Linked DNA regions of Homo sapiens: region 1 is linked to region 2. Evidence: chromatin loops called from intact Hi-C (ENCODE). Cell type or tissue: IMR-90. All regions are shown on one strand. Links, peaks and the distances in the headings refer to the core of each region. The heading gives the core; the rest is flanking DNA.

Region 1 (2,828 bases), core at 182-2,681, 58 kb after region 2:
TGTTTCCTGTTCCCTTTTGTCATGGGGCTTTTGTACATGTTGTTCTCCCTGCCTAATATGTATATCTCATACTCGAGTTTGAGTATGAGACACATCCTCAGGGGAGCCTTTCCTGAACCATAAATTTAATTCAGATAAATGAACTTTCTAGTTTGGAATTATGCAAACTCATTTGCATTATGGTTTGATTAATGTCTTTTTCTTCTACTAGACTCTGAACTCTGCTAGATTAGGAATCATATCCTTTTTTTTTTTTCTGACCATGTTATCCTCTGTGCATAGTTCAGTGTTTGGAAGTACATTTATTAGAAGTAGGTGAACAATTAATAGGTTATCAGTTAATAGATGATCAACTACTGTTTGTATCAATGAAGAAATAAAATAATGAGGGAAGATAAATAAGAAATGCTGTGCTGATGTTAGTGCTGGAAATGATAAGAAACGAAAGGCTTATAGCTTTTGAGCAAAAGCCAGATTTAATCACACACTGGATTTGCACAGTACAATTGAAGTTTTATTGATACACATGTACAGTATTGAAAATACTTGCATAAAATTCCCATGGGAATGTATTATTATGACTGTTGTATTATAGCATTCATGCCCCCATCTCCTCGTATTTTTATTATGTAAGTCTGAAAGCACTAGGTTTTTAAAATGACACAGCCATCATTCAGAACATGACAAACTATATCATTTCCAGTCATCCTACTACACAGAATAAATGGAATAAAAAACGCTTGAAAGATTTTTTAAGTCTTGAAGGAAAGCAGACTTAAAATTTATACACACACACACGAAGGTGCTGTGGTTTATTCTACCAAGGGAAATTGATTTTCACTTCATCTGGAAGTGCAAACTGAATCTTGACTGATAAGGAGGTGTTCATTAAATGGCCAAAGGAATGTTTCATTTAAATGCATATTTTTACGAAAGTATATAGTGGCTTTGTGAATTGACAAATAGTGATTTGGCTGGAGGCTAGGGCAATTTGCAAGAATTTGAAAAGACAGATTGGGGCTATCCAGATTAGTTCATTGTTTGGTATGGAGGTCATCAGAAGTTTTTAAGGATATTCTGTGTTGTGAAGAACAGAAGTGCTGGAACCAGATTCCCTGAGTTTATAACCCCAAGCTCTGCCCCTTACTACGTGACCTTGGGCGTATTGCTTAATTTTTCTGTGTCTCAGTGTCTCTATTTATAAAATGGAGGTAATAATTATAGATTGCTATTAGGATTGAATGAGTTAAGACATGTCCATGCTTAGGAAAATGTCTAGTACATAGAAGAATCTCAGTAAGGCTTGGCTCTTGTTGCTATTATTGTATACATTGAGAAAACCTCAAACATTATTGTTGCATTAGTTTAACCAGAACTAGAGACACAAAGAGATTCAAGAGGTATTTTAGGGGTAAAGTTAACAAGACTTCAACTTATTTACTAATTTTGTATAACCAGAAATTTCAACTAATAATGCTGTGTGCAGTGTAAAAGCAAATTTGAAATTTGTATAACACTTACATGATTTGTAAACTTACAGATTTTAAATCTTCTAATTTGTGTTTTCTTTTAGATCTTGTAGAAAATTTCAGCTGTAGCCCTTGGACTAGAAGCTGAAATAACAGAAGCTGTGTACGATGCATTAGGGTATTGAAGAAAATTAACTTTTGAATTAAATATTTGGAATATAAGGAAATAAGGAAAGTTGACTGAAAATGGGGCGGAAGAAAATACAAATCACACGCATAATGGATGAAAGGAACCGACAGGTAAATGAAAATTTTAATTTATTTAATTGATATGAATATTCTTTTAAAAAAAGAACATAGGACAGAATGGTTGGGTTTTTCTTAAACTTAATTTTAAGTCTAAATATTTTTAGTTACAGACTAAATGAAAAATTCTAACAATCATAAAATTGTATCTTTTCATCATCTGCTTTAAAGAGACTTCCTTATTATAGATATATGTCACCAAAAATATAGATACTCAAAAGTAAAATCACCACAATCCCCACCATTACCAATCCATTGTATAGATTTCTCATAAGATATTTAGTCTTCTATGTATTTGATTATATATTTGACTGTTAGTCTTTTTTATATTGATTATTTTTAAGTTATCACATCTGTTTTTATAATTAGCTAAGTTAACTATAATTATCAGTGAATGTGTTCTAGTCAGTTAAATTTTCTGGTTAACCAATATGTAATGAGAATTTTTTATACTTATTGCAAATATTTTTAAATTTATATATGTACCTCAGTTTTAATTGATAAAATATATTGAAGTTATTTTATGGTACCAGTGTGGGTAAATCCTTACAGATTCAAGGTAATTATAATGATGCTGGTATATGAAGAGGCCAGAAGTTTTAAGTGTCTAATGTTGGCTTAACAAACTATGGTCCATGGGCTGGCCATCTGTTATTGTAAATAAAGTTTTATTAGAGCACTGTCATGCTCATTCATTTACATATTGTCTATGGCTGCTTTCGCATTATAACAACAGAATTGAGTAGTTGCCCCAGAAACTATATGGTCCATAAGCGTAAAATGTTTACTCTCTGACACTTTTAGAAAAAGTTTACCAACTCCTTAGTTCAGAAGAAAGAAGGAAAAATAATTTCATAGCATATTATAAAGGAACTACTGGAGAGATGCTATCTCTGGGAAAGTTGCGTATCAGGAGAAGTTTCAAGAACAAGTGGTTTCAGAAAGTTTACCAGGAACAGAACGAAACTGAAGATGTGTTCTGCAAATCTGAGTAGTAATTCACTGGAATATAGATATAATTGGAGATAAAACTCAACTGAGCAGCCTGTAAGG
Region 2 (2,828 bases), core at 310-2,809:
TACTAATTCAGCTGTATTGCTAATGAAAATACATCAAAGAACTTTTGTAGCCAACATTAGGAACCCAGTCACCATTTGTAATAGTGAAAGTCATTCCCCATTCTAAATAGCTGACTTACAAATAGGCTTTTGGAACATATCCCATTTGTAAATTGGGGATTCCTTTGGCAAAATGTTTATTTTGATACTGAAAACCTTTTTATTAATGGTGTTAAACCTAATTGATGGTATGGATTACGAAGAGAAAGGGAGAGAAGAATCTAGGAGTTAAGGTTTTGTTTTTGTTTTCTTTCAGAAATGGCTTAATTTCCACAAAGTACAGTTTTAGGGTTGACAGATTTTTTTTTTTAAATTTATTTCGGAAAAAAATCAAACCTAGAGAAAAGTTACAAGAATAGTACAATGAACTCCCATTTATATCTGCCGCAGATTCACCAGTTGTTACCATGTACCACATTTGCTTTGTCGTTCTTGCTCTCTTTTTATATTTGCAGAGTGGGTACAAAGTCTGGAAACAGAGATTATTATTTTATTTACAGATTGAAACTCCTTGATTACATCTTCTGCCTAGAGCAGCTATTACCAGCCTTTTTGGCACCAGGGACCAGTTTCGTGGAAGACAATTTTTCCATGAATGGTGGGGGGAGGGGATGGTTTCAAAATGATTCAAGCACATTACATTTATTGTACACTTTATTTTCCATTATTATTACATTGTAATATGTGATGAAATACTTATACAACTCACCATAATGTAGAATCAGTGGGAGCCCAGAGCTTGTTTTCCTGCTACTAGAGGGTCCCATCTTGGGGTGATGGGAGACAGTGACTGATGATCTCATCAGGCATTAGATTCTCATAAGGAGTGCACAACCTAGATCCTTTGCATGTGTGGTTCACAGTGGGGTTTGTGCTTCTGTGATAATTAAGTGTTGCCGTTGATCTGACAGGAGGTGGAGCTCAGGTGGTAATGCAAGCGACGGGGAGCGGCTGTAAATACAGATGAAGGTTCACTCACTGGCATGCCGCTCATCTCTTGCTGTGTGGCCCCATTCCTAACAGGCCATGGACTGGTACTGATCTATGGCCCCGGGGTGGGGACCTCTGGTCTAGAATATGTCAAAGATGCAAGTTTATTTAGTTAAAGTCAGTGGCAAAACATCACAGGTATGATTAAATTCAGGTTATATACAGGGATAGATGGAAATGCTATGTTAATGCACTGTGTACATTTCTAACAAGGAAACCTGACATGTTATTATCATTAACATATCAGGCATTGTTATATAATATCAAGAATCCACTGTGTAGATCTTTTTCCTCATCTCCTTTTTTTCTCTTTTTTGTTCTCTTCCTATTAAAATTATTTTTATTGTTGAACCATTTGAGAGGAGGTTGCACACATCAAGTTCCCTTACCCCTAAATACTTCAACTGATATCTCCTAATAAGGGCATATTCTTACATTAGTATGGGGGATTCAAGAAATTTAATATTGATCTTATTGTTTAATGTACAGTTCATGTTGAAATTTTTCCCATAGTGTCAATAATATCCTTTAATATTTTTCCCATTCCAATATTATACAATGCATTTTAATTATATCCCTTGTATTGTTTAATCTGAAACAGTTCTTCAGCCTTTTTAATTTTTGGGTTTTGTAGAGTACAGACCCTTTGTTTTGTAGGATGTCCATCAGTTTGGATTTGTCCAGGTGCTTCTTTGTAATTAGATTCAGGTTTTGCATTTTTGGCAAAAATCCCATGTAAGTGATGGTATATCCTCAGTGCATCACATCATGAGGCAGTACGGTGTCATTTTGACCATGTTGTTGATGTTTATTTGGACCACTTAGTTAAGGTTTTACCTGCTAGTTTTCTCTATTACAAAAGGTATCATAGTCCCCTTTGTTATTACTGAATAATCTGTTGGAGACACTTGGAGACTGAAAATTTCCTCCTCCAAACGCTTACAGAATGGTTTTAGCATTCATTGATTACTCTTGCCTGAATCACTTACTACACAGAATTGCAAAATAGTGTTTTTCTAACCATCGTTCCCTCTCCATTTATTAGTGGGCATTCTAGTCTGTTTTAAAGAAGACCTTGTCCTATTCATTTTGATATCAATATGATATAATGGATTCTTTTTTATTAAGTAGGTTGTTTTCTATTACCTGCCAGTATTCATTTTGATGTTCCAAATTAACCCACATTTGGTTAGTGGAAACTTCTTCACATTAACTCATTGGTTGTTTTAACATGCCCCCATCATTTGTTGAGCACTTTCTTGCATTCGGGACCAGTAAGATATTCCAGGCTCATCTTATGGTCATCTCCTGCTGTTGTCCTGGAATCAGTCATTACATTATTTCAAGTTTTCCTTTATTGGGTAAGAGTATTTAGAAACCAGAAACCAGGCAGCAGGTATGCTATTGATATTGGAGTTTCATTGTTTTAGAGCCTTTTGGCTTATTAACCTGAGAAATTTTGAATTTATGCTGATTCCTCGGGCAGTAGTTTGTAATTTATCTTTATAGTCCCAAAACTCCTAGGAGAAACTGTTTTCTTTGAAAGTGTTAACAATTTAAATAACTACTTTCACCGAATTCTTAATAATTCTACAGTGGTTGGGTCTTGTTTTCCAAAACATTTTAAAACAGGAGTGTGAATCCTGTTTTATATCTTTTACTTACTCAGTGAGTATGTTCATAGTGTCTTGAGCGTGGTTGATTTGTCTCGAACAAGGTTGTTGTTTATAATTATAATAATGACCCAACATTATTTTTATTACTTTCATATGATAATGAACTATTCCTGTATTTGTTAT

The links. Hi-C counts contacts between places; a loop is a spot of excess contacts. Peaks named below come from ENCODE experiments on the same cell type or tissue, not always from the same donor. Only the 100,000 strongest peaks of a DNase experiment are listed, where the experiment ranks them.
Region 1: it touches region 2 in a loop (1.8-fold over the local background); 7 of 110 quality-filtered maps call a loop at or near these places.

Annotation. Positions count from the first base shown.
Region 1 is chr15:99,631,405-99,634,232 of GRCh38, forward strand. MEF2A (myocyte enhancer factor 2A) reads left to right here. Exons shown (of 12, transcript NM_001319206.4): 3 at 1,574-1,769. The coding sequence starts at 1,716. Among named protein-coding and RNA genes, the nearest start is that of MEF2A, 67 kb to the left of the region's middle. In IMR-90, for the core only: no CTCF peak of the experiment used is centred there; a DNase peak (open chromatin) is centred at 1,327.
Region 2 is chr15:99,573,707-99,576,534 of GRCh38, forward strand. All of the region lies in intron 1 of MEF2A (myocyte enhancer factor 2A), which reads left to right. Among named protein-coding and RNA genes, the nearest start is that of MEF2A, 9.1 kb to the left of the region's middle. In IMR-90, for the core only: no CTCF peak of the experiment used is centred there; no DNase peak of the experiment used is centred there.